2 separate regions of the Homo sapiens genome follow, and region 1 is linked to region 2. Evidence: chromatin contacts called from ENCODE Hi-C or POLR2A ChIA-PET data. All regions are on one chromosome and are shown on one strand. The core of a region is the stretch at or near the end of the contact, and the rest is flanking DNA. Distances in the headings are between cores, read along the strand shown.

Evidence for each region. Hi-C counts contacts between places; a loop is a spot of excess contacts on that map. ChIA-PET counts read pairs that join two places held with the same protein, here RNA polymerase II (POLR2A).
Region 1: a map of PC-9 shows a loop between it and region 2 (3-fold over the local background). The contact joins two enhancer-like sites. A Hi-C loop is called at or near these places in 1 of 168 maps with a recorded cell type or tissue (PC-9). POLR2A ChIA-PET finds 5 or more read pairs at or near these places in 2 of 52 experiments (OCI-LY7 and activated CD4-positive, alpha-beta T cell).

Annotation. Positions count from the first base shown.
Region 1 is chr2:61,756,655-61,763,573 of GRCh38, reverse strand. All of the region lies in intron 1 of LOC107985767 (a long non-coding RNA gene), which reads left to right. Among named protein-coding and RNA genes, the nearest start is that of FAM161A, 94 kb to the left of the region's middle. Within about 2 kb of position 4,398, at least 5 of the 41 ENCODE cell types and tissues checked have a DNase peak (open chromatin) inside an H3K27ac peak, as active enhancers do; they include PC-9, where a contact is called at or near this core.
Region 2 is chr2:61,616,643-61,624,297 of GRCh38, reverse strand. No RefSeq gene overlaps it. Among named protein-coding and RNA genes, the nearest start is that of XPO1, 82 kb to the right of the region's middle. Within about 2 kb of position 3,622, at least 2 of the 41 ENCODE cell types and tissues checked have a DNase peak (open chromatin) inside an H3K27ac peak, as active enhancers do; they include PC-9, where a contact is called at or near this core.

The DNA of each region.
Region 1 (6,919 bases), core at 3,149-5,648, 140 kb before region 2:
TTTTTAAAACAGAAAAACGTAAGCGCGTTATCTCCCAGTAATGTCTTTGCAGGTAAATTAAAATAATTACATATATATTTATATTTATATATATATATTTTTTCTAAGAGATGGGGTTGTTGCCCAGGCTGGTCTTGACCTCCCGGGCTCAAGTGATACTCCCACCTCAGGCTCCCAAAGTGCTGGGACTGTGGGCATGAACCACCGGGTCCAGCCTACAGAATCATTTTTAATGGCTGTATGGATATCATAATTTGTTCAACCAGTCCCTAAGTTGTTGGACTTTTCAGGTATTGACAGCTTTTCAGGTCTACAATCCTAGATGAATATTCTTATATGTAAATCTGTACATGTCCCTGATTATTTTTTTACAATAAAGTCATAGAAATAAAATTACTGGATCAAGGAAAATGCACGTTTGTAAGACTCTAAATGATATTACCAGACCCTCCCCTAGAAACCTATTTACTACTTTTCCATTAACAGTATGAGAAGGAATATGCTCTCTGCATCTCCTTGCTAATCTTAGATATTGTCAGTCTTCGTGATCTTTATCATCTCTTTAAAAAAGACTCGTTTTAATTTGCATTTTGTTGCCTAAGTGTAAAACTGAACATCTTTCATATAATTATTGGCTCTATTTTTGTGAATTACTAGTTCATGACTTCTGCCTATTTTTAAAATGAAATATTCACATTTTAGAAATTACAAGTGCTTTTTGTATGTTAGAAATATTTTTAAAATGAAATATTCACATTTTAGAAATTACAAGTGCTTTTTGTATATTAGAAATATTAACCTATGATTGAGATATTTACAGATATTTTTCCTGTTTTTCAAATTCATCTTTTAATATCACCTATGGTTTTTCGTTTTTTTTTTTTACTGAAGGAAGTTTTTAATTTTTATGTAGATATGTCTAATGAGTCATTTCCTTTGTTTCTAGCTTTGATGTCATGGTTACCTGTATTTTCTTCTAGCATTTTTAGAGTTTTAAAAAAATAATTTGTCGGGTGCAGTGGCTCACGCCTGTAATCCCAGCACAAATGCTATGCATTTACATTGCATTAGGTATTATAAGTAATCTAGAGTGATTTAAAGTATACAGGAGGACGGATGTGGGTAGGTTATATGCAAATACTACATTTTATGTAATGGACTTGTTATCCGCGGGGGTTCCTGGAAACAGTCGCACACAGATATCACGGGATGACTGTACTAAATGTCCGTATGTACTTTTTCTGCCTCATTGATTTATCTGTTGCTGGGCAGTAATACTGTTTTAACATACCTTTAGATGATTTAAAAATTTCTGATGGGATAAATCTCTGCTTACTAGTCTTTAAGAATTGTCCTTAAAAATATATTTAATACACATAAAATAGAATTTTGTAATATATGTAAGTTTAAAAGCGTAATAATATGAAGCCAACCTCAACCTAACCTAGAACATTACCAATAGTGTATAAATCTGTGCTCTTCCCAGGATGGCAGAGGCTATCCCTGCCATCCTCTCCAGAGATATATTATTTCTTCCATGGTAACTTTAAACTTTGTCAAATTAAAAAACAATTGTGGCCGGGTGTGGTGGCTCATGCCTGTAATCCCAGCACTTTGGGAGGCTGAGGCGGGCGGATTACCTGAGGTCGGGAGTTCGAGACCAGCCTGACCAGCATGGAGAAACGCCCCCCCATCTCTACTAAAAATACAAAATTAGTCTGCTGTGGTGGCGCATGCCCGTAATCCCAACTACTCGGGAGGCTGAGGCAAGAGAATCACTTGAACCCGGGAGATGGAGGTTGCGGTGAGCCGAGATCACACCATTGCACTCCAGCCTGGGCAACAAGAGCGAAACTCTGTCTTAAAAAAAAAAAAAAATTGTAATTTTGATTGCGATTGCAGTACTTTTATTGACTAATTTAGGGGAAACAGACATCTTTATAAAAGTAATACATACTTATGTAGTTTCTACAAAGTGTTATTTGTGTTATTTAATCCACACAACTATTATCACCCTCATGTTACAGATGGGGTAACCGAGGCATAAAGAAATTGAATAATTTGGCCAGGCGCGGTGGCTCACGCCTGTAATCCCAGCACTTTGGGAGGCTGAGGCGGGCAGATCACGAGGTCAGGAGATCAAAACCTCCTGGCTAACACGGTGCAACCCCATCTCTACTAAAAATACAAAATATTAGCCGGGCATGGTGGCACGGACCTGTAGTCCCAGCTACTCGGGAGGCTGAGGCAGGAGAATTGCTTGAACCTGGGAGGTGGAGGTTGCAGTGAGCCGAGATCACGCCACTGCACTCCCACCTGGGTGACAGAGCGAGACTCCATCTCAAAAAAGAAAAAGAAATTGAATAATTTGTCCAAAGTGAAGCTGCTAATAAGTGGCAAGGTCAAAAGTCAAAGCCAGGCAATTTGACCCCAGAGCCTGTCCTCTTGTCCTGTTGCCTTTCCACAATATGGACGTGCTCATCTATTTATAATGCACATGCCAGGCAGTTTGCTCCAGCACTTCCCCACATCCCAGTTGGCATCCTTATCCTTTATTAACCCGCTTCTCCCTTGCCATAGCTGATTGGAATAGAGGCGGGTAGAAAACTGATTCAAGCTGGTCCAATCAGATTCTCTTTCCTGGAAATGTGCAGTTACATGGTTTTAACTTGTCTCTTGACCTAGAAAGTAAGGGAAAAGGAGGGAGAGATGTTTGATCTACATGTATGCAGTACAGAGAAAGCAAGGCTGCAGAAAGAAGCAGATTCACAGAGAAGCAGTTATGAAGTCCTGTGGCCCCAGAGGGGTATGATGGATTACCTGCCCATGGTTCTGGGGCTTTCCAGGTCCTAGCTTGCCACTACTAAGGCTCTACTGCCCTGTCCACTCTTAGGGATCTCCACAAGGTACCCCCTCTCCTCCTTCAAATAGACCCCTTTTTGGCCAGACGTGGTGGTTCATGCCTATAATCCCAGCACTTCGAGAGGCAGAGGCAGGGGGATCACCTCAGGTCAGGAGTTCGAGACCAGCCTGACCAACATGGCGAAACCCTGTCTCTACTAAAAATACAAAAATTAGCCGGGCATGGTGGCACGCGCCTGTAATCCCAGCTACTCGAGAGGCTGAGGCGGAAGAGTCGCTTGAACCTGGGAGGCGGAGGTTGCAGTCAGCCGAGATCGCACCACTGTACTCCTGCCTGGGTGACAGAGCACGACTCCATCTCAAAAAATAAATAAAATAAAATAAAATAAAATAAAATAAAATAAAATAAAATAAAATAAAATAAAATAAACCCCTTTCAATTTAAGCTCACCTGACTGACTTTTCTTTGTTTTGAAACTAAATATGCCACCTGAAAACATGTGGTCCTCCATTTACCCAAGTTTTCTTTTAAAGTTTCCCAGTAGCATTTTCTTCACATAGATCCATACATTTCTTGTTCAGTTCATTCCTAAATATATTTTAGGTGGATTTTTTTTTTTTGCTCTTTGCAATAATTTCAGTTTGTCATTCCCCCTTCACATCTTAATCTGCAAAAATTTGGCTTTCATCTGTTGAGACTACCAAATGTCAATGGCTTTTAAATGTGACATTAATCTTCCAAATGCATTCCAAAATAATGTTATCCACTAGATATATTTTATAGTTCTATGCTTTGAAATTGTTCTGGCGATGATTCATATGAGGATGACGATGATTCATCTGATGTAAGTGAGCCACAAGGATCCCAAAGAAGTATAGAATTTCCTATAACCTGATTTAAAAAGAAAGTCTAACATATGAATAGGAACATTGAATTTCCAACACATTCAACTGATATTAAAATAGATAAAATGAAGAAAACTACTTTCAAGACTGATTTTCACATACAAAACAATAAGATAACAGAGGGTATAATTTGGATAAATATTTAGAGTAGACTAGATAACAGAGATTAAGAGAAATTCATATCTCATTCTTAGCATAGGGACATAATCCTGTATCCAAATTCTTTCTTGCCAGATGTGTTTCAGAACTGAGAGTTATCAGGATTTTAGACAGGAATATAATGCATATCCCATATATTCTGTAACAGCCCAGCAGGATCTGGAGCAGAATCTTGTAATCAAACCAAAATATGCATGCAAAAAATGCATTAGTATTAACCATAAGTAGGATAAACAAAGGCTAGAAACAGATACACATCTGTTCAGGTCAGATTTTGCTGCTAAATGAGTTTGCCACGAACTTATGAAAAACTTCAGGTTTCTACAGTTTTTTTCTTTGTTTTGAAATTTTAGACTATGATTTGTAGACCTCTACAAGCAAATATGTTCAGATTTCAACATCTGGCCAGATGTGAGTCAAAGAGTTGTTTTCAAGGCTTGGCTGTGTTAGATAGTCTTGTGGTTTGGGGTGTTTAGTCTGAAGGCAAAGAGTGCCCTTTTTTTTTTTGATACAGAATATTGCTCCATTGCACAGGCTGGAGTGCAATGGTGCAATCTCAGCTCACTGCAACCTCTGCCTCCCTAGTTTAAGTGATTCGCCTGCCTCAGCCTCCCAAGTAGCTGGGATTACAAGCGCCCGCCACCACGCCTGACAAATTTTTGTATTTTTAGTAGAGATGGGGATTCACAAAGTTGGCCAGGCTGGTCTCGAACTCCTGACCTCAGGTGATCCACCTGCCTTGGCCTTCCAAAGTGCTGGGATTACAGGTGTGAGCCATCACGCCCAGCAAGAGTGCACTTTTAGAAGAACAAAATACAGACTTTGAAGCAATTATTAAAAAAAAAAAAGGTCAAGTTTTCTGTTTGTTTGTTTGTTTGTTTGTTTTTAATCAACTTGAATTCTTGACCTTTGTTGTCCATCATTATTTCAGTGTGGTGTTTTGGTTGAAATGAACTGCAATAAACACAAAAACTTCCGAGTAAATCTTAACTAAAAAAACCTTAATGTATTTTTCCTTAAACCTATCAATCAAGAGATCCTTGCCTTGATGTTTTCATTTCTTATTTCTAGTACATAGGAGCATTTCCTTCTAAATATCCTATGGCTGTACAGATATTGCTTCAGTTGAATCTATTAAAGTGTCAAAATTAAGGAATTTATTCAGTCATCATATAAATTGAGTGCCTATTCTGTGCCAGACTCTGTGCTAGGTGTTGAGGATACAGTCTGGTGAGCAAGAAACATTTAAATAAGATTTTACAGTAGAGTATGATAGGTGATGAGGTAAGTACAGTGTGTCATGGAACACCATGTATTGAGATGAGGGAAGGACTAAAGGTTAAGTAATAAATCAGGCAGGTGAAGATGAGGAGGGAAATTTTAAAATGTTCTAAGACAGTTATTTTCAAAGTGTGGTCCATGAATCAGCAGCATCAGCATCATCAGGGAACTAGTCAGAAATTCAGATTCTTGACCCATACCCCAGACCTACTGAATCAATAACTCTGGAGATGGACCCCAGGAATCTGTGTTGTTGTGGTTTTGTTTTTTGTTTTTTGTTTTGTTTTTTGTTTTTTTGAGACGGATCTCCCTCTGTTGCCCAGGCAGGAGTGCAGCAGTGTGATCTCTGCTCACTGCAACCTCTGCCTCCTGGGTTCGGGAGATTCTCCTGCCTCAACCTCTCGAGTAGCTGGGATTACAGGCACGTGCCACCATGCCCTGCTAAGTTTTGTATTTTTAGTAGAGATGGGGTTTCACCATGTTGGCCAGGCTGGTCTTGAATTCCTGACCTCAAGTGATCCGTCCACCTCCGCCTCCCAAAGTGCTGGGATTACAAAAGTGAGCCACTGTGCCTGTGCTATATAACATTCTTGAAGTAACAAAACGATAGAAATAGAGAACGGATTAGTGGTTGTCAGGGGTTAAGGAGGGGGTGGGGGTTGAAGGGAAGTGGGTGTGGCTATAAAAGGGCAGCATGAAGGATTCTGGGGTAGTGGAACTGTGGAAATACTCTGTATCTTGACTGTAGCAATGTCAATTTCTTTTTTTTTTTTTTTTTTTTTTTTTTTTGAGACGGAGTCTCGCTCTGTCGCCCAAGGCTGGAGTGCAGTGGCGCGATCTTGGTTCACTGCAAGCCCCGCCTCCCGGGTTCACGCCATTCTGCCTCAGCCTCCCGAGTAGCTGAGACTACAGGCGCACGCCACCACGCCCAGCTAATTTCTTTTTGTATTTTTAGTAGAGACTGGGTTTCACCGTGTTAGCCAGCATGGTCTCGATCTCCTGACCTCGTGATCTGCCCGCCTCGGCCTCCCAAAGTGCTGGGATTACAGGTGTGAGCAACCGCGCCCGGCCAGCAATGTCAATTTCTTAGTCGTGATAGTTTACTACAGTTTTGTAAAATGTGACCATTGTGGGAAACTGAGTAAAGGGCACACAGAATCTTTGTATAATTTCTTACAACTACGTATGACTCTATAATTATTTAAAAATGAAATATTATAAAATAATGCTATGAAGAATAATAAATCAAGGTATTCGAAGATGTCCTGAGGCAGCTAATTAAAAAAAAAATCAGGGTAAGGGGACAGAGAGAGATGAGAAAATTTATTTTATACGGGGGTAGTTAGGAAAGGCCTAGCTATTAAGGAAGTTAGGGTATTACCTATGAATGTCTGGAGAATATTAGAAGTACAAAGATTCTGAGACGGGGTGTGCTTGGCATAACTGAGGAATGGCAAGGATACCATTGTGGACAGACTAGGGTGAACAATGGAAAGCTATAGGAAATGAGATAAGAGTGGGTGGAGATCGTGGTGGTATAGACACATCGTAGAAGAGCTTATTTCATCCTGAGTAGAATGGGAAACCACAGGAGAGTTTTAAACAGAAAACGAACATGATCTAACTTGAATATTAAAAGTATCACTTCACTGGGTAAAAAATCGAGTGAGGGGGCCATGGATAGAAGTGGAGCATCAATTGTGAGGCTATC
Region 2 (7,655 bases), core at 2,373-4,872:
AAAAGCTATTGAATTGTGTGCTTTATTTTTTATTCCATTTATTTATTTATTTATTTAGGACAGGGTCCTGCTCTGTCATCCAGGCTGGAGAGCAGTGGTGCAATCTAAGCTCACTTCAGCCTCAATCTCCCAGGCTCAAGGGATCTTCCCACTTCAGCTTCCTGAGTGGCTGGGACTACAGGCACATGCCACCATGTCTGGCTAATTTTTTTTATTTTTAATAGAGACAAAGTTTCACCATCTCGCCCAAGCTGGTCTCAAACTCCTGGGCTGTCAAAGTGCTAGAATTACAGGAATGAGCCACTGCACCCAGCCAAATTGCATACTTTATTATCTTATTTTATTTTATTTTATTTTATTTTATTTTATTTTATTTTATTTTATTTTATTTTATTTTATTACTTTTTGAGACAGCGTCTTGCTCTGTCACCCAGGCCAGAATGCAGTGGTAAGATCTTGCAACCTCCACCTCCCGGCTTCAAGGTATTCTCCTGCCTCAGCCTCCCGAGTAACTGGGATTATAGGTGCATACCACCACGCCCAGCTAATTTTTTTTTTTTTTAGATGGAGTTTTACCCTTGTCGCCCAGGCTGGAGTGCAATGGCATGATCTCGGCTCACTGAAACCTCTACCTTCAGGGTTCAAGTGATTCTCCTGCCTCAGCCTCCCAAGTAGCTGGGATTACAGGTGCCTGCTGCCACCACGCCCAGCTAATTTTTGTATTTTTAGTAGAGACGGGGTCTTACCATGTTGGCCAGGCTGGTCTCAAACTCCTGACCTCAAGTGACCCACCTGCCTAGGCCTCCCAAAGTGCTGGGATTACAGGCATGAGCCACCGTGCCCCGCCAAATTGCGTACTTTAAATGGGTGAACTGTATGGTATGTTAATTTATTTTGGGAGGTTTTATTTATTTATTTATTTTGTGTTTTTTTGTTTTTTTTTTTTTGGTGTGTGTGTGTGTGTGTGTGAGAGAGAGAGAGAGAGATGGAGTCTCACTCTGTCGCACAGGCTGGTGTGCTATGGCACCATCTCGGCTCACTGCAACCTCTGCCTCCCAGGTTCGAGCAATTCTCCCACCTCAGCCTCCGGAGTAGCTGGGATTATAGGCACGCACCACCACACTCAGCCAATTTTTATATTTTTTAGTAGAGAGGGGGTTTCACCATGTTGGCCAGACTGGTCTTGAATTCCTGACCTCAAGTGATCCGCCCACCTTGGCCTCCCAAATGCTGATATTACAGGCGTAAGCCACTGTGCCTGGCGTATATTTTGTTTTTGTTTTTGTTTCGAACCAAGGTCTCATTCTGTTGCCCAGGTTGGAGTGTAGTGGCATGATCACAGCTCGCTGTAGCCTCGACCTCCTGGACTCAATCAGTCCTCATCCTTCTAAGTAGCTAGGACTACAGACACATGCCACTACACCTGGCTAATTTTTGTAATTTTTTTTTTTGTAAAGATCAATTTTCACCATATTGCCCAGGCTGGTCTTCAGCTCCTGAGCTCAAGCAATCCTCCTGCCTGGGCTGCCCAAAATGTTGGTCACCATGCCGGGCCTGAATTATACTTCAAAAAGCTGTTTTTTTTAAAAAAAAAAAAAAAGACTCTGCTGCCTGAGCAACATAATGAGACCTCATCTCTAAAAAAATAAGCAAAATTATCTGGGCATGGTGGCACATACCTGTAGTCCCAGCTACTTGGGAAAGTGAAATGGAAGGATCGCTTCGGCCCAGGAGATCAAGGCTGCAGTGAGCTATAATCACACCACTGCACTCCAGCCTGGGCAACAGAGTGAGACCCCTGTCTCAAAAAAAACAAAAACAAAAACAAAACAAAACAAAAAACGGACTCCGATGTTCCTGAAGCGAACAACCAAGTGATTGAAGGTACAATTTATTGAGATAAGGACTTCTATTTCCAGTAATACAGCAAGCTACACTGACCCTCTTGTTGAAAACAACAACTAATTACTGTTTTAAATATCAAAAGCATCTTTTTTAAAAAGCAGTTTGCAATATAGTAAGGAAAGCATCATGCTAAAATCTAAGAGAAGGCATGAACCCTAAGTGGAGTATTGAAGCTACTTTCCAAACTTGGCAAACTTGAACTTCAGTTTTCATGGAAGACAAAGTTCAGGACCCATCCAATATGGGAGACTAATAGGAGATGCTGCCCTCATAAAGACTGGACCATGGCCGGGAGCGGCAGCTCACACCTGTAATCCCAGCACTTTGGGAAGCTGAGGCGGGTGGAGCACCTGAGGTGAGGAGTTCAAGACCATCCTGGCATGCCTGGCCAACATGGTGAAATCCCCATCTCTACTAAAAATACAAAAATTAGCTGGGCATGGTGGCAGGCACCTGTAATCCCAGCTACTTGGGAGACTGAGGCAGGAGAATCACTTGAACCCAGGAGATGGAGGTTGCAGCAACCCAAGATCACACCATTGCATTCCGTCTCCAGCCTGGGTAACAAGAGTGAGACTCCAACTCAAAGAAAACAAAAAAAAAGACTGGACCCAAAGTAAACCCATCCCCACCCCTGCCCACCGTGGACAGTAAGGAAAGTTGCTGAGCTGAGCAGTAGGGGGAACTGTCCCAAAAGTTGTAACTGCAAAGCATTCCTAGTGTAGATTTGCATACCAAATTTATATTAGTTGGGTAATTCTACAGCCCTCAGGATATGGATTAAGTTTAAAGCAGAAAGTGGTGAATGATGCTGCGTGCCTTTGTGTGTGTGTGTTTTTGTGTGTGTGAGATGAAATCTTGCTCTGTAGCCCAGGCTGGAGTGCAGTGACGAGATCTCAGCTCACTGCAACCTCCACCCCCAGAGTTCAAGCAATTCTCCTGCTTCAGCCTCCCAAATAGCCAGAACTACAGGTGTGCACCACCACACCTGGCTAATTTTTGTATTGTATTTTTAGTAGAGACAGGGTTTCACCGTGTTGGCCAGGCTGGTCTCGAACTCCTGACCTCAGGTGATCCACCTGCCTCGGCCTCCCAAAGTGCTGGGATTACAGATGTGAGCCACTGCGCCCAGCCAGATGCTGCATGACTTCTGGCAATAGGTCAGAAAAGGCCAGGAAGCTTCTAGCTCGTTCTATTGGAAAGCTTGCTCTCAAGAGGCTCCATCTCAGACCAGCAGCCTTTCTGTGAGAAGCCCAAACCACATGTGGGTGCTCCAATTACAGACCAAGCTGAGCCTATTGTCTGAGACATTCTGGTCCAGGCACTGGATACATAATGGAGAAGCCTCCAGATGACTTCATCCCCCAGCCAAATGACTCATTCTTTGTGTTCGAGTCTTCTCCTCTGAGGACTCAAACACTGTGGAGCAGTGACAAACCCTCCCTGTTGCACTCTATTCATATAAGTTAAATAGAATGGGTATTGCTTTATACTACTAACTTTGAGGTGGTTTGTGATGCACCAATCATAATGTTACTACCTGGAAATGGGACGTTGCTGTAAGAAAAGCCTAAAACATGTGGCATTAGCTTTGGGACTAGGTGGCAGGTGGAAGCTGGAAGAACCATGTTGTAAAGAAGCCCTCAGGCCACATGGAGAAGCTGTAAGTAGGTGCTCTGGTAACAGTTCCAGCTGAGGTCAGCCTGTGTGCAGATGAGTCATGAAACTTTCAGACTATCACAACTCCCAGCCAGTCAAGTCACCTCCAGCGTTTGAGTCTTTCCAGCTGAGGCCCCAGACACGACACCATGGAGCGGAGGCAAGATATCTCCTCTGTGCCCTGCGCAAATTCCTAACCCACATGGTTTGAGTATAAAAAGAGAGTTATTTTTTTACACCACTAAATTTGAAGTCATTTCATATACAGCAATAGAAACCAGAATAGGAATCATGACACATTGAAATAACCAAAAAAAGGTGATATGGCAGATAAAAGTATGCTACTACTGTATACTTGAGGTAACAACCATCTCTGTGGTATTCTACCATCAAATCAAATTTAAGATAAAGAAGGAAAAAAACAAGATCATCTGAGACAGGTGGGGTTGGGAAAATTATGAAGATATGGCTTACACCTCTGTATAATCCCTAAACCAAGCAGAGTACATAACTGGCTTTCTGTCTTTTGTATGCACTGTAGAGGTCAATACAGAGGTCTCTGGTCCTTCCCAGGTTTGCTTTATGTCAGGCTTCCTTACACAGCACACCCAATCAGGACAACTCTCGCTTCACCTTGAATAACAATCCAGGAGACATTGAGACTGGCCCTCCACATATCCTGTTATGCTTCATTTTATTTTATTTTATTTTATCTATTTATTTTTTGAGACAAGGTCTTGCTCTGTCGCCCAAGCTGGAGTGAAGTGGTGCAATCTAGGCTCACTGCAACCCCCACCTCCCAGGTTCAAGCAATTCTCATGCTTCAGCCCCCAAAGTAACTGGGATTACAGGCACACAGCACCACGCCTGGCTAATTTTTGTATTTTTATAGAGATGGGGTTTCACCATGTTGCCCAGGCTGCTCTTGAACGCCTGGACTCAACTGATCTGCCTGTCTTGGGCTCCCAAAGCACTGGGATTACAGGCGCAAACCACAGCACCTGCCCCGTTATGCTTCTTGTCAAAGCCAGGCAACTGTTGCAAACCCTGGGACCTGCTGTTTCATCCCACCTACAGCAAAACCATCTGTCTTCTAGTGGCCCGAATGGTTTGATCATTGGAAATGAAGAAGTAGGAAATTTTATATAGTTTTCTTTTGGCCAAAATGTGATTCCCCTATCTCCTGAGCCTTCTCTCACATGGGCATCAATTTCAAGGACACACTGCCATGGCCCCCTCTACCCTATGTTATTGCATAACTATTAATTTGAAATCAGGAGGCATTAGATCTTTAGGTCATTTGCACATGGTTCTCACTTTGGAATGCACTCCGGGTGCAGGGCAAATGCCTGCTGACCCTGTGTTTATTTTTTCAGCTGGTGATTGAAGTTCTGGTCCAGTTATAATAGATGGGAATGCCAATGTCTTGTCCATTTTCAGCTTTAGGGAAAATCTTGCATTGCACAGGGGTCATATTTCTACTCTCAGCATGTACAATAAAAGTAATTTTCATGTCTGTGTTTCCAAAGTAAATATCATTGTGTTTACCGCCCCCCCACCTCCACCCCATAGAACTATTTAAAAATGAAAAGACATGAATATGGAAAAATAATAGTCCAAGCTTTTTGGGGAATGTTATTTATATAACAGCCATTTTGTAATTGTAAAGTCTTTTTAAAAAATGTTCTATTTTATAATCTGTCACCACTGTTCTGCCTGTAGTATCTAACACTTCCCTTACTGTACTTTTTCTATGTATTTTTTCAATCATTTAATAAATATTGAGTGCCTATTGTCAGCCAAATACTGGGGATACAAGAGTGATTGAGATATGCTTGAGCCTGTGAGGTCGAGGCTGCAGTGTGTCATAATCACGCCACTGTACTCCAGCCTGGGCAACAAAGCAAGACCCTCTCTCAAATTAAAAAAAAAAAAATAGTGATCAAGATAGATAAAAGGAGGTTCTTGCTTTCCTGTCACCTATATTAAATTTTAGGGACACAGATAATAAACAAGTAAATAAATAGATACGGAAATGTCACACTGAGAGACATGCTTTGAGAAAAATAAGCAGAAGTAATGAGCAACTAAGTGATGTCACGGTAGGCTGGGTGTTTGATTTGTGCCTAGACCTGAATTAATTTTTAGAGACAGGGTCTCAGTATGTTGTCCAGGCTAGAGTGCAGTCACTATTCACAGGAGCAATCATAGCACACTACAGCCTTGAACTCCTGGGCTCATGCAATCCTCTTGCCTCAACCTCCCAAGTAGCTGGGATTACAAGATGCATGCCACCATGCCCGACCCAGATCTTTATTTAGTGTGTGTGTGTGTGTGTGTGTGTGTGTGTGTGTGTGCGCGTGTGTGTGTATGGGGTCTTGCTGTGTTGCCCAGGCTGGTCTTGAATTCAGGCATCAAGTGATCCTCCCTTCAGCTTCCCAAAGTGCTGAGACTACAAGTGTGAGGCACTGCACTTGGCCCTCATGTCTTAATTTATAAAGGTGACTGGTGACAACATGGGGGACAGGCTAATGCCACTGAAAGAAGAATTTATTACTAACAGTTCCTGAGAGAAGGGGACATGCCACCATGCAGAGCCACATGGGGAAGCACTAGGTTTTGTCGGGAGAGAGAAACAGAAAGGAGGGGAGAGACTTTATCATGTTTTCCAAGGCAAGGCAAGGCAGGGAAGACTAAACAGCTTAGCATTGTTTAGTTTGAATAATGTCAATGAGCTCTGAGCTACAGGGGTGGTCTCTAGTTGTCTAGAACCTGGCCCTGGGCTGGTTTAGGGAGTGGAAAATATTTGCCTGGTGTCCGAGAGTTAGAGAAAGAAGGTGGTTGGGGATTTGGATTGGTTGAAGTGTTTGTTTGTTTGTTAGAGAGAGGGTCTTGCTGTGTTGTCCAGGCTGGTCTTGAACCCTTGGTTTTAAATGATCTCAAGTTAATCCTCCTGCCTCAGCCTCCCAAAGTGTTAGTATCACAGGTGTGAGCCCCCACACCTGGCCTGGGTGGAGGGTTTGTTATGTAATTTGTGTGTGTGTGTGTCTGTGTGTGTCTGTGAAAGCGGATTACAGAGAAGATGTAAACCACTTTGTTTGGCCCTGTGATTAATGGATGCCAAATAGATAAAAACACAATCTAAGAAAACACAGAACAGTATTATGGGAAGGCCTTTCTGAGGAGCAACATTTAAGCAGAGACCTAGAAGCTATAAAGGAGCCAGCCATGCAAATAGCCTGGAGTAGGAGATACAAGTAGAGGGAACAGCAATTGCAGAAGCCCTAGGACAGAATGGAGCTGGAGAGGTGGCAAAGGACAGATCACACAGGCCTTATGGGCTTCCCAGCTATGAAGATTTTTGCCAAGGGAGTGATATAATCAGGTTTGTATTTTTCTTCTTCTTCCTTTTTTTTTTTTTTTTGAGACAGGGTCTTTCTTTGTCACCCAGGTTGGAGTGCACAGCCCAATCTTGGCTCACTGCAACCTCCGCCTCCTAGGCTCAGGTGATCCTCCCACCTCAGCCTCCCAAGTAGCTGGGACTACAGCTGTGAGCCACAACACCTGGCTAATTTTTGTATTTTTTGTAGAGACAAGGTTTCACTATATTGCCCAGGCTGGTCTCAAACTGCTGAACTCAAGCAGCCCACCCGCTTCGGCCCCCCAAAATGCTGCGATTACAGGCATGAGCCACTATGCCTAGCCCAGATTTATATTTTTATTTATTTCTCTTTTTTACCTGAGACTTAATCAGGTTTATATTTTTAAAGTATCATAGCTTACTTTGGCCAAGAGAGTAGATGGATGTAGGGTTGGAGGATAAGACTGGAAGCTGGAGAGCAGTTAGAAGACTGTGACAGTTCATGAAAAGTAGTTGCTTCTCTTGTGCCATCAGCAAGATGTAGGTTTTGAGTGTTTTTTTTTTTTTCAGGCAATGGTCACAGACTTGCATTAATTCCCATCCATTGTAACATAGTTGTCTAAAAGGTACTGAACAGTTTTTTTTTTTGAACAAATGTTATATCCTTCCGTTGACATCTTTGATTCTGTGTTACACCAGCTGAATGAATCACTGCCTTCAAACTTTGAAA